Linked DNA regions of Homo sapiens: region 1 is linked to region 2. Evidence: read pairs that join two places in POLR2A ChIA-PET (ENCODE). Cell type or tissue: Panc1. All regions are shown on one strand. Each heading gives the region's core, and the rest is flanking DNA. Links, peaks and the distances in the headings are about the cores only.

The links. Peaks named below come from ENCODE experiments on the same cell type or tissue, not always from the same donor. Only the 100,000 strongest peaks of a DNase experiment are listed, where the experiment ranks them.
Region 1: POLR2A ChIA-PET joins it to region 2 with 9 read pairs; 1 of 35 experiments calls an interaction of 5 or more read pairs at or near these places.

The regions. Positions count from the first base shown.
Region 1 is chr1:62,706,199-62,713,358 of GRCh38, forward strand. It overlaps DOCK7-DT (DOCK7 divergent transcript), which reads left to right. Exons shown (of 2, transcript NR_185999.1): 2 at 3,440-4,496. Among named protein-coding and RNA genes, the nearest start is that of DOCK7-DT, 21 kb to the left of the region's middle. In Panc1, for the core only: no CTCF peak of the experiment used is centred there; no DNase peak of the experiment used is centred there; H3K27ac peaks cover 563 bases.
Region 2 is chr1:63,775,983-63,783,142 of GRCh38, forward strand. All of the region lies in intron 1 of ROR1 (receptor tyrosine kinase like orphan receptor 1), which reads left to right. Among named protein-coding and RNA genes, the nearest start is that of ROR1, 5.5 kb to the left of the region's middle. RefSeq lists a silencer at 3,296-3,590 and an enhancer at 4,568-5,123. In Panc1, for the core only: no CTCF peak of the experiment used is centred there; no DNase peak of the experiment used is centred there; H3K27ac peaks cover 2,202 bases.

The DNA of each region.
Region 1 (7,160 bases), core at 1,584-4,083, 1.1 Mb before region 2:
TGTTGTTGTTGTTGTTGTTGTTGTTGTTGTTGTTGTTGTTGTGGTTTTTGATACAGGGTCTTGCTCTGTCACCCAGGCTGGAGTGCAGTGGCACGATCTCGGCACACTGCAGCCTTTACCCCCTGGGCTCAAGTGATCCTCCCACCTCACCCTCCCCAATAGCTGGGACTACAGGCATGCACCACCATGCCCAACTAATTTTTTTATTTTTAGTATAGATGGGGTTTTACCATGTTACCCAGGCTGATCTCAAACTCCTAGCCTCAAGCAGTTCACCCACCTCAGCCTCCCAAAATGCTGAGATTATAGGCATGAGCCACAATGTCCAGCCGTGAGAAAAAAAATTTTGTTTCGGAGTCTTGCTCTGTCGCCCAGGCTGGAGTGCAGTGGCCTGATCTCGGCTCACTGCAAGCTCCGCCTCCCGGGTTCATGCCATTCTGCCTCAGCCTCCCGAGCAGCTGGGACTACAGGCGCCCACCACCACACCCGGCTAACTTTTTTGTGTTGTATTTTTAGTAGAGACAGGGTTTCACCATGTTAGCCAGGATGGTCTCGATCTCCTGACCTTGTGATCTGCCTGCCTCAGCCTCCCAAAGTGCTGGGATTACAGGTGTGAGCCACTGCGCCCAGCCTTTTTTTTTTTTTCCTGACAGAGTCTTACTCTGTCACCCAGGATGGAGGGCAGTGGCATGGTCTCGGCTCACTGCAACCTCCGCCTCCCCGGGTTCAAGCGATTCTCCTGCCTCAGTAGCTAGGATTACAGGCGCCCACCACCACACCTGGCTAATTTTTGTATTTTTAGTAGAGATAGGGTTTAACCACGTTGACCAGACTGATCTCAAACTCCTGACCTCAGGTGATCCACCCACCTCGCCCTCCCAAAGTGTTGGGATTACAGGTGTGAGCCACTCTGCCCAGCCGAGTAAATATTTTTTAAGTGCTACTGTATGCCAGGGTTTGTGCTAGGGCCTGGTGACAGACCTGTGAATGAGAAAATAGGTATTGCTATCCAGGAAGTAACAATCGATAGGGAAGGGGGCTGGGGAGGGAAGTAGACAAGTAAACCAGCAATTCTTTGATAAACATATGCACAGAATACTTTGGGAGTACATAAGAGGATACTGTAACTGATTCTTGGGTGGTCAAGAAGAACTTCCAAAAAGAGATGCCCTGAATCCTAACAAGTAGAAACACCTAACCAGGGAAACTAGTAGGGGTAGGGAATGGACATTCTGCGCAGAGCAAACTGCATTTCCAGATGCACAGATGCACTGAAGTACAAGAACTTGGCTTGTTCTGTGAAACTGCAAATGTTCTGCATGGTTGGAGCTTGGAATACAAGGTAGGGAGCGATTACAAGTAAGATTAGAGAGATAAGGCAGAGGCCAGTTTATGAAGGGTTTGGCATGCCGGGCTAAGGAATATAAAGTACACACTGAAGGAAATGGCATGGGAAGTGGAGGGTGGCAGGGAATAATATAATCACATTTGAATTTGACAATGATTAATCTGAATTTAAGGAAGAAAATGGGTTGAAGCAAAGTTAAAGTCAGGGCAGGAAGACTGATTAGAAGGCTGTTGCATTAAACTAAGAGTATTAATCTATAGATTTTGTTACTGTAACAGAAACTCAAATAACAGTGGTTTGCACAAGATAAAACTTCTTTCCTCACCTAACAGGCTGAGCATAAGCAATCCAGGGCTGGTGTAGCAGTTCAAGTGAGCCACTATGCCCAGCCCCCATTCGCCAGAATTTAGACACATGAACATTGCACAGCTGCAAGGATAGCTAGGAAATGTAGGTTTTATTTTGTCAGGCCATGTGCCCAGTTTAAAAACAGGGATTTATTACCGTAGACAAAGGGCAGGATGAACTTTAGGACCACTAGCAAGCTTCTATCATACTAACTAAGAAAAGAAAAAGACCTAAACTGAAGTAGTGGCGGTGACTTGGGCCAGTTTGAGAAGTAATTGGGAAGTTGAGTTGATAGGACTTGGCTATGGATTAGAAATGACAGGTGAGGGCCGAGATGGTGCCAAACATGATACCCAGGTTTCTGACTTGGGCACCTGGAGGGATAATGGCGAATAACATTTACTGAGCAAGAGCACAGAAGAGGGAGAAGAGATTCAGGGAATAAGTGAAGAATATAATTCAGTTTTGCACAAGCTGAGTTTAAAGTGTATGTAAGACAGGCCGGGCATGGTGGCTCACTCCTGTAATCCCAGCACTCTTTGAGGCCGAGATGGGTGGATCACTTGAGGTCAAGAGTTTGATACCAGCCTGGCCAATGTGGTGAAACCCCATCTCTACTAAAAATACAAAAATTAGCTGGGTGTAGTGGCTCATGCCTGTAATTCCAGCTACTCAGGAGGCTGAGGCAGGAGAATTGCTTGAACCTGGGAGGCAGAGGTTGCAGTGAGCCAAGATCACACCACTGCACTCCAGTCTGAGCAACAGAGGAAGACTCCGTCTCAAAAACAAAAATAAATAAAATGAAGTGTATGCAAGGCATTCAGACAGAAATGTCCAGTAGACTGACTTTGGAATCATCAGCATGTACAGAGTGTAAGAACAGATGTTACTTAAGGTATGAGAGAAGACACAATGGGTCAACTGAGAAAAAGAAGAAAAGGCTGAGGAGAGAAACCAGATTTTTAAAGACAAAAGTGGAGAAGGAATCCCAAGGACAGGTAGAAAGGACAAGGGAAGTAGGAAAATGTGGCGATGTGTCATAGAAGCCAAGGGAAGAGAGCTTTTCAAGAAGAGGGAACAATAAAACTTAATTCAGTCCTGGGCGTGGTGGCTCACACCTGTAATCCCAGCAGTTTGGGAGGCCTAGGTGGGTGGATCACCTGAAGTCAGGAGTTTGAGACCAGCCTGCCCAACATGGTGAAACTCCATCTCTACTAAAAATAAAAAAATTAGCTGGGCGTGCTGGCAGGCGACTGTCGTCCAAGCTACTCGGAGGCTGAGGCGGGAGAATCGCTTGAACGCAGGAGGTGGAGGTTGCAGTGAGCCGAGATCACGCCACTGTACCCCAGCCTGGGTGACACAGTGAGACTGTATCTCAAAAAAAAAAAAAAAAAGAAAAAGAAAAGAAAAATTGTTCAGGAGCACTGTGAAAGATATTCCCAGAAAAAAAAAAAGATGCAAAAGCTAGAGATTTCTATTGGTAGGATTATTTAGCCATTTGCTAGAGTCAGGGAACCTAAATGAGGGCAATAATGGCACCTATTTTATTGGTTGTTGAAAGGATAAGATTAAATAATTCAGGGACTTAACACATAGTAAGGCCTCAGTGACGATTAGCTATTTCTGCTGTTGCTTTTATGATTAGGATTGTTTAAAAATCTGTTTAATAACTACCTATACTTTACTTCCTATCCTCTGTCTCTTCCTCCTGCTGCTGCTTACTTTTTTTTTTTTTTTTTCCAGAGAGAAGATCTAGCTATGTTACCCAGGCTGGATTTGACCTCCTGGGCTCAAGGGATCCTCCTACCTCAGCCCCCCACACAGCAGGGACTACAGCTGCACACCACTACCCAGCTCCCTTCTTCATGTCTTACCTGTCCTTATTATCACAGTGAATAATGCCTAATCTATTAGTGAATAATGCCTAATCTATTAAGAGCTATGTGAAAAACCTAAACTCTTTCCATTTGCAACCCTTTTGGTATGGTCAAGTCAGTGGATCTGGCTATCATACAAACTCAAATCAACTACTACAAATTCAGATTGGCTAAGCAGATTCCAGCCATTTTAAAAGCTTGTCTCTGCTCTATCCTGTATCTTTCTGCATTTACATGTAACTTCACTGTGGGTGTCCTTACAGTATATATTTTTATGAGACATCAAACTTACTAAGAGTACTTTATAGCATAGTATTTAGGAACTTAGGGGTCAGAATTAAGACATTGTTACTATGTCACCTTGAGTATTTTGTTTAACTTCACAACCCTTCAGTTTCCTGATCAGTTAAATAATTATGATAATACAAGACATAGTAGCATCACAGGATTATTATGGGGCCTAAATAGATAATGTATATAAAGTATTTATCACAGTGCCTGGTACAGATGTTAGCTTCTGTTACTACTCTGATTCTAGCCTCCCTAATTCTCATTCTTTTTTGGGGGTTGCAGGGGAGTTCACTGTGCTGTTTGCTATATTTCAAGCCTCAAAAGACAATGAAGTTCCCAAATGCTCTTCAAGGCAGAACAAATATAAATAATGATTCTCACACCAAATGTGTGCAAAGTTCAAATATTGCATTAATGGTGCTTTTTATTGTGCAAATCATACGACTAACCCATCATGTCCTTTCTGTGTCAGGAAGAACATGGATGGGAATAGAAGGATCTTTGAAATCCTACCCTCTGTGTAAATCAGTATCTGTGAATTTTTCTCTTGTTAGTACTGATTTATTTACTCTTTCTGGTGTATCTGCTCTTTCCCTTAAAACCTTTATGATAAAAACATATTTGAATGCCCACTTTGTGCCTAGTATTTTGCTCCATTCTAGTAATTTAGCAGTAAATATGGCTGAGTAATGTAGACGATCACCATAGGCAGAGATGCATAAACTGAAAACTGAAGAATAGCTAGGAGTCGGCGAGGTGAAGCTAGATGCTGTGGCCTTAGATTCAGTTCTGTCTTCTCTGACCAATAAATTTGCTGTGTTCCATGAACAGCAGCTGTGGTCCATTCTCTTTTTGTGACTTTCGTGTGGCAAGTTACTTTACTTCTCTGAGCCTCAGTTTCTTTATCTATATAATAGAAATAAATAATATCTACCTCATTGAGTTAATTATAAGGATCAAATTAAATATGTATGCAGTAAAGCACTTTCTGTAGTGTTTGGCACATGGGAAGAGTTCAATAGGTAGAAGATATTATTAATAGTTTAAGGAAAGCAGTTGGTGAGTGATTTTTAGAAATGTTCATATTTCTAAATCAAACCTAAGAAATTAATGCTAAATATAGGCATAATGCTAAATATAGGCATAATTAGCTGGGCGTGCTGGCAGGCGCCTGTTGTCCAAGCTACTCGGGAGGCTGAGGCGGGAGAATCGCTTGAACCCAGGAGGTGGAGGTTGCAGTGAGCCGAGATCACGCCACTGCACCCCAGCCTGGGTGACACAGTGAGACTCTATCTCAAAAAAAAAAAAAAAAAAAAAATTGAGCCTCAAACTGAGGCTCAGGGAAGTAAAATAACTTGCCACAGGAAAGTCACAAAAAGAGAATGGACCACATTCATCATAGTGAAAACCTTGAAACAGTCTAAGTGTCCAACAAAATTATTCATTTTGAAGTATATAAAAAGCAATGTTTTATGGCATGCCTTTTGAAGCATTAAGATCATCTCTATAATAGTATCCCTCTTATTTATTTGCATTCTGACAGCAGTCTATCTTGAGTAGAAAAGGATAGAATTACAGCATGTGCCATGGATAGCACATAGAGAGGTGTCTCACAAGGTAATGTCATCTTGCGTCTTTTTAGGGAAAATTTGGGAACCTGGGAGCTGGTTGTTTTATTGCCTCGTGGTTTCATATTAACTCTTTTAAACTGTTCCGTAAAAGTGAATATGTGCCCTTTAGATATTTTTTTTTGTTACAGCTGGCCCTTAAGTTTTGTCAGTAGAGGGTGGTGATGGGGAGACTTTGCAGGAGGAAGTGAGTTTTCCTTCCTGGTCCATGTGCTCTCTCAGCAGGTCCTACAGCATTCCCAGCTTCTCTAGCACCTGGCTTCTGTATCCAGAAGTCATCAGCTTCCCCCGGAATTGTATGAAGCACTCTGGTGAAAATTTCCCAGCAACCCAGAGGGTGAATTTCTGGCAAGTTCTAGTGACCCCATTCCAGCAAGCTTCTTTCTACCTGTGCTGCACCACAGTGACTTATCTGCCATCCATTGAGCCACAGTGGTGCCGTCTCCAAGAAGGTCAAAATCTTAGCCATGTGGGATGGAGATGGGGTTATCCTTGGCATGCTCTCTCAGCCCTAGAAGTAGCTCTTCATATCTGCTATTTCTATATTTTAATTTCTATATTTTATTTCTATATTTTATTTCTATATTTTAATTCTCTTTACTTCTTTACTACTAGCTAATCCCATCTTACTCTCATCTCCTTCTTTATATCAAATTTATACTGAACTTGCCCTCCTCAAATTACTATGTAATTTTCTCTCTCCTAATTGGATCCAGACTGATTCATCACAGCTCTAGGCAAAGCTGTCTTTATATTAGAAGAATCATGGATAAGAAACAAGGAAATAGAATGCTCCTTGAATATGCGATTTTGGAGTCATCCAAGACCTAGTGTTCCTTTGTGGGTTAGGTGCTAGGACTCTCCAGCTGGAGGAAGGTAATTAGAGATGCTGCCAGCTGGAGCTGAAGCCTACTGGAGACACTTACATATTGAGAGAATAGTGCAGGCTGAAGCTGGCTACCAGCAATTGTCTCCCTTCTGCCTTCATGGTGACTCTAGTATTCCCTCACCTTCAAGGCTTCCCTTGGTATTCAGTTTTTGCCAAGTCTCAGAAAAATAAAAATTACAAGGTCACTCTACCCAAAGAGTGGCTTTCCACTTCTGTTTACCAACTTGTGTTTCTCATATCTCCCTGGAAACTAGGAATCAATTTGGCCCTGGATCACAGGTGATAAAACTCTACTTCTTATGTATGCATCCTAGGCAAGCACCCATGAAGCCTCCTTCAGAAATAGTGTCATTTCAGATTGTATCTAATGTTCCTGGAGTTAAGTTGCTACTGGGTTGCAGAATCTTTCCAGGGAGAATTGACTGGGAAGTGACTCAGTCAGAGTCTACCAGAAGGTATAAAAGAAAACTGGTGATTAACAAGGTGTGGGCTTGGCCAGGCACGGTGGCTCATGCCTTCAATCGCAGCATTTTGGGAGGCCAAGGCAAGTGGATAGCTTGAGCTCAGGAGTTTGAGACCAGCCTGAGCAACAAGGCAAAACCCTCTCTCTACAAAAAGTACAAAAATTAGCCAGGTGTGGTGTCACATGCCTGTAGTCCCAGCTACTGGGGAAGCTGAGGTGGGAGGATTGCTTGAGCCAGAGAGGCCGAGGCTGCAGTGAGCCAAGATCGTGCCACTAGACTCCAGCCTGGGTGACAGAATGAGACCCCGTCTCAAAA
Region 2 (7,160 bases), core at 1,687-4,186:
TTGCGCCACAACACCTGGGTGAAAAGTAAAAATGGGCCATGCTGCCTAAGTAATGTAAACATCCTTCTCAAGTTGGGTTGCCCAGCAAATTGAGGTGGAGATAAGCAGGGTGATTTTAACTAAGGTGGGACTCCTGGCTTGGGGCTTTGGTTAATTCAGTTATTTCCCCTGTGGACTCCTTTACTTTGTACTTCACCTTTCAACAATAGTTGCTTTTAGATCATAGCCCCTTGTGGGGGTGGGGGTCACTTACCTTTAAATACATGTCCCTGCATTGATTTTGCTCACTGTAAACACCCTTCTTATCAGCAGCCACCCCAATTCTGTCTCCTTTAACTGTTTACAGCCTTTTAGAGTTGTTTAAAAAAGGTATTGCCTATTCCATTGTAGCAGGAGGAGCCACAGACAAAACTCCTCAGACACCCAGTGAGCAATTCCTGTCCCTTTTAAGGGCTCACAACTCTAAGGGGGTCCACGTGAGAGGGTCATGATGGGTACATGACTGGGGGCTGCATGCACTGGTAATCAGAACGAAACAGAACAGGATAGGGATTTTTACACTGTCTTTCCATACAATGTCTGGAATCTATAGATAACATAACCAGTTATGTCAGGGGTCGATCTTTAAGTACCAGGCTTAGGTCAGGCAGGCCCAGGCCTGGTTTCGGGTCTGGTTCCTTGGTTTCAGGTCTGGTTCCTAGGTGCCGGGCTACCTGCCTTTAATTTCGCTTCTCTTTCCTTTTCTGAGTATAAAACAATATAAAACAATATGAGAGGGTCTGTCTCTCTTCTCTCACCATACTCTTTAGTAATGAGCTCAAATCTGTTATTATTGTCTTATTTGTTGTTTTATAAATCCCTTTCCATTTTGTGAATGTTTGATCTTTTCTCTGGGGTCAAGACTTCTGGTAGAACTCACGTTTACTTTCTCCTCTTGGACTCAAGATTCCTAAGGTAGCCCAGCCAGTGGCTCAGGAAATCAGCTTAAGCGGAGATATGTTTCATGTATTTATTTAAAAAGATACAAAACATTTCTCCCATCATTTTTCTATTTTGTTAGCCAGGAGAAGAAAACCTTTAAATTTATTTTTTCTGGTCTGTCCATTGTTGATTTCTCATCTACCCCCTCCCTATGCAAAGCTCAACTTCTTTAGGAACCTGAAGCTTACCTTATAACTGCACCCAAGCCCAGGGCTTTAGGAACCTACCTGGCCTTTCTCAAAATCTTATAGATTCTGTGGTTTGGCTGCTGGGAGCCAGAGGGAGGTGGCTTGCTACTGTGTTTGCTATCATTTTGTAAACCTTCCGTTGCCATTTAAATAGGTATTTGTCTGTACTTTTAGAATAGAAGTGTCTTGAAGGCAATAAGACTGTGAGCTTTTCTGGTGAAAACACTGAGAGCCCAAGTCCACTAGTCCCAACTTTATTAGAGATGCCTGAAAATCCTCCCTGGCTGGCTAGGGGGAGCCGAACCAAGGTGGGATGGGCAAAGGGTGTGGTCAAATTGTCTCCTTCAGTTTTGGAAATATTTAATTTCCAATATAGATTCAGTATACATGGTAGGCTGTTTTGCTTCTCTGATGCCTGGGATAATCTGCCTGATATTTAGTGAGGGGTCAGCTTTGCCCTATAGCACCCTTTCTCTTCTGTATCTTGAGCATAGGCCCCCAGTTAGACTTTTGGAAAGTTTCTGAAAGTGTCACTTGCTCTGAAATTAGTATCAGGTTTGGCTGGTGGTTTGATGGTGAACATCTACCCCATTTCAAATATTTCTGAAAATTTTACACAGCATCCTATGGAGAATGGAACACTTTGTAAGCTATATGTACTTTGATGTAAATGTATATGTACAGATAGCATATGTATATACACACATATATAGTAAGTGGTCCATAGATATTTGTTGAATGAATGGAGAATAACTTTTTCGGTTGTATGCAAAATTCTGATATATGCTTTGCTTAGTAAAAATGCAACATGGCATATTTTCAAGGATTTTTCCTTTTCTTGTCCCATCTTCTAGTATGAAAGAAGTGTAGTGTAGCAGAACTTGACAGTAAAGCTAAATGGTTACAAGCACAGGCTTTGGCATTTAACAGACCTGGATTTGAATCTTTTCTCTGTTGTATAGTGGGTGTGTCAGTTTTCCTGAGCCTTTCAAGAGTGTTATGAGATTGAAGTGAGGTCATGCATGTAAAGTACTGGAGAACAGCACCCAGCCAAGAGGTGAGTGCGTGAAATTAATTTGGGGTACATGAAATTAAGGATATGTGAACTTCCAGAAATAATATACACAATTTTATATGCATTTTTACGGTTCTGTATTTATAGCTATAGCTATAATCTTATTTTCCAAGAAAAGTGTCAACCTCTGAACGATAGGAACTGCTGACTTGGAGTGTTTGATGCCTGAGGCAATGGGTTGTCTTCCTGGGGAGGCTGAAAGGAGTTGAGTGTTGGTGGCTAGTTCTAGGCCTTATCCCAGGTTAACACACTCCATGGAGGCCCCACTTCTCACCTCCCAGTTTCCCTTCCACCAGGCAGGCTGTTAATTGGGCCTGAGAGAAGCTGAAGAATGGTGCCAAGTCCTTGTGACCTCAAGTAAGAAAATATGTCTCTGAATCCAAGCATTCTGAGATGCAATTTGTACAGTTTATTTAACAAACACTTATCTAATCCTTACAATGGGCCAATCACTCTTCTAAGCCTTTTGCAAGTATTAACTCACTGAATCCTCACAACAACCCTATAAGGGAGATAGCATAATTAGCTCATTTTACTGATGGGTAAACTTAGGCACAGAGAGGTTAAGTTACTTTCTTTAGGTTACACTGCTAAAAAGTGGCATTACTGGGCTTACAAGCCCTAACAGTTCATGCTCTTACCTTAGTGGCTGTCCTAGACATTCTTTCCTTGTTTAATTCTTACAATTTATATTCTTTTAATGTATGGAACAAAGGTGGTATTTCCCAAGGTTTTCCAACAGCAGCAAAGGGAAGCTTGCTTAGCTGTAATCTAGAGGTTATAAGAAATTATTGGAGACAGCCAATTTCAATTTCCCTTCGAGTGCTGGAGTTCCCTAAGACGGTCTTGCTGAAACTCAGAGATAGACTGGAAGCACCTTGTTGGATGGCCTGGATCTCTGGTTCTGGAAGAATTACATTTTTGTAATGAGCTTCAACTTTGATGTGGTTTGAGAAGTGTGCTCGCCAGTTTTTTCCAACTATCAATAAGCTATATTTTGATGAAGTGACTTTGTATTTGCATCTTGGTGGACAACTGTGGTTGTAGGCTGAGAAGGCGGGGATTTATTAGAGTGCTGTCTAGTGGGACAGCTGGCTTGCCAGCTCAAGGTCCCAGTGAGGACCAGACCCTGGCAAATCCAGCTCCAGCTGAGAAACACTCACGTCTTCAAGGCCTCTTTCTCAAACAGAAGGGCCTTAGCCTGGCTTCACCCATTCCCTGGGGTGTGACGGGAGAGACTGTTCGGTAGAAACTGGAAGAGAAAGGAGAGTCTGAGAAAGTTCTCTGGAGTTGAAGGGGGAGGGGATGGGGGCAACTCTTCGAAAATCCTTAACTAAATGCAGCTGCTTGTTACACGGAGACTGACTTGCATGCCAGGAATATCTAAAAAGCTAACGAATACAAAATAAAAATAAACAGCAGTAAAAAGGCTCTCTCTTTGTTGCAGTAAGCTCAGTTGGGGTTTTCAGTTTGTTTAGGAATGGGATAATTGTGGCATCCACTTTATTTTGGTAAGGCAGTGAAACGTGGATTAATGTTATGTGATTGGGATGCTACCACCATCTGAACTTTTTCCTTCATCCCCTGCCCCCAGCCACACCCCCCAGAACACCCAGGCATGGACATCCATAGGACCTGAGTCTCAAACAGTTGCCCCTGAGTGAATTACATTGGAAGAGGGCAGATAATTTAATGGGATAATCTTGGCAGGGCCAGCAAATTTCACACCTCATCTCTCACTAATAGAAAGGCAGCAGAAGGCTACAACATCCTCAGATGAAAAGGTTGTATAAAAAGGCTCTGCTTAACAGTAACTGTCTGTCCATAAATAAGGTTTTGTACAGTCTTGATCCAAAAGCTGTTATGAAATACTGATAAGCCAAGCCTCATAATGTTTGGCCTCCTTACATTTCCTTTTCCTGCTTCTCTCCATAGAACCATAGATTTTTTTTTTTTTAAGAGAGAGAGGGGGACTAAAAAAAAGATCAACAGTCCAAACTTTATTTTTTTCAAGTATTTCTATACAGGATGGACTTCCTTTGATAGCTGCTTAAAGAGGTGGCGTGGAGTAATGGAAATAGAATGGGATTTGAGCCTGATAGGGAATGGGGGTTTGAATTGGGGCTTTGTTGCCTTCTTGGGCAAAGTTACCTAAACTTTTGAGCCTCTGTTTTCTTATCTGTAAAATGGGAATAACAATAATATGTGGCTTACTGGGGGGTTTTGTGAGAATAAAAGGATGTTATGAACTTATAGCGCCTAACACAGCACCATGGACTTAGTGAACGTGAAGTATGTTAGCCACCATCATTATCAAGGGCTTACTGAAGAAATTTGAAAATCTGGCTTCAAAACGATGGTCCTGCTGCAAGGTAGCAACCAAGGCTCAGAGAATAGCAAGTTTTACAAGGTTTTAGGACTCCAGAGTGTTTTGTTTTATAGGGAGCATGCAGATGCTCTAGATCTGAGCAGTACCCAGGCCAGTGCTGGGGACCTGGATGGAAGGGATTCCACAGTGCAGTTTTGCAATGCCTTAAAACAAAGGCTTTTTTCAGAACAGCAAGCTCTTTGGGGAAGAGCAACCCCTCCCAGGTGCTTAGTGTAATTCCAGAATCCTACAATGGGGAATGTTACATTTCAGGGACCTCCACTTGTAATCTGACCGTTTTTAGCTCCAATATCCAAATAATCTTGCTGAGCACAACTTGAAAGAGAAGGATAATGGCCGGAGGAAAGGATCCTGAGGTGCTCTGTTTGCCATTTAAATTTTCTGAGTAGAAGAAAAAAAGTTCATGTTACCCAAAGAGAGAAGAGTAATGAAGCGTGTGGGAAGCAGGAGGGGTGATAAAGAGGACTTCTAAAGACAAAGCAGAGGTTGGGTTTGATATTTTATTTTTCAACAGTGAAGCTTGTCACTCAGTGTATTTCAACTAACATTTATTATATATTTATCACATGAAAGATACAGTATTCGTGTCCAGGAATAAAGTATTAACTTTGCCCTCAAGGAGAGAGGAGAAAAATTCTCACTTTTTTGAGCACCTGCTATATGCCAGGTATCATTTTTTTAAAGCTATTAAATTTATGCTTCTCAGCACTCCTTGGAGTTTGGACTTCTGATCCTATTTTACAGATAAGAAAATCGAGGCTCAGGAAGGTAAGTATCTCAGCCAAATTCGTACAATGATTAAGTTGGGATTTGGGATTTGAATCTAGGTATTTTGACTCTCAGATGTATGCTCTTTTTGTTATCCTTAAAGTGTGATTGGGGAGACACCAATGAGCAGATGTGGTACCACAGGCAACTATCTCTCCCACAAGTGAATTATAGGAAAGAGTTGTGGAAAAAATGCTGTGGGAACATGGGGAAGAATACATTAATTCTCAGGGGATTAGAGGGTCAGAGGAAGAACATGAGTGCCTCCTTCATAGGCTTATTGTGAAGAGTCAATGAAATAATTCATGGAACACACTCAGACTGTGCATAGTGAGCGCTCAGTGAGTGTTCTGCTATAGTTATGTAGCCAGTGAGAGGCCTGATCAGGATTTATCTGCCTCTAAAACCCATGTACTCTTGCTCCCCTGTGCACTTTTTAAACAGACATGTGATTGTTGGAAGAGTAAGTAACTGTGCAGTCACCAAATGAAAGGGAAGACACCAATACAGTTGCTCTGGTATATTCACCACCTGCCCTAATCCTGGCTTTTAGGACTGGACTGCTTTGGGTATGGGAGGGGATTTGGATAGATGTGGGGTTGGAAAGAATCAAGATGTCTCATCATGAACTATAGCGCTCCTAGAACTCTGGCCAGGATTTACCACCTGCCCTCATTCATTCATTGATCATACATTTTCTATGCACTTACAGTGAACCAAATATTCTGATAGTCTCACTGGAGATGTAAAGATGAATAAGGTTAGATCATTGCCTTGGAGGGTTTTTCAAATGACAGATTTATGGCAGAGATTGCTAGCTGATCACCAAATATGTTTCCATCTCTTCCGGTCATATGACTAGACAACATTTCTCAGCTTTCTCACAGTTAAGTGAAGCCATGTGACTAAATACTAGCCAATTAAATGAAATTGGAGGTAATTTTTGTCGCTTGTAGGCTTGACCCATAAAAAACTCCCCAGGCAGAATCGGTATGATCCTTCTTCGGTGGCTTGACAACCTTAGAAGTCATGTGTTGAAAGTGTCACAACGTGGAAAGAGCCTGAGACTCTCCCTTAATCACTGTGTGGTGGAAGCCACACTTGTTTAGGTTTTATGTGAACCAAAAACAAGTGTCCATTGTTAAGGCTGAGATTTTGAGGTTTTTTTTTTTTGTTTTTTTTTTTGTTACAGCTGCTAATGTTACCTTAACTAACATGAGGTTGTAAATCAGTGTGTGGTGAGATCAATTTAGTGGGTTAGGACCAGCATTTTTAGATAGAATAAAATAGGAAACCTGGTTTGTGTCTGACCACTTCATGCAGACCTGGGGCTCCATCCAGTAAATTAAACCCCTTCCCAAATAATTTATGGCACACATAGGGTGCCTCTAGCACTGTAGAGAATCTAGAAGAATGAAGGGTGGCCTTTACCCTTGGGGAGTTTACCTTTTAGGGGCAGTAAAATAGGCACTTTATACAGCCAGTGAGTACAGAGTTGGCAATTATATATGCAGAATCCCTAGAAGGGTGGGTCTTTCGGGAGGAAGTGTGATATGATGTGAGCCTTGAAGGAAGGATTGAGAGGGTGCGGGATTGAAGGATGGGAGATGGGAAGAGGAGTTGGACATTTCACTGCTGGAAAAGGGCTGGAGTTCCACAGCAGCCTGCAGCTGCTCTGGGGGTCTCCATGGACTCGCTGAGACTATCCTGAGTTCTTAAACCAGGCCTTCACTGTGGAATGAAGCTGATCTCCAGGGGA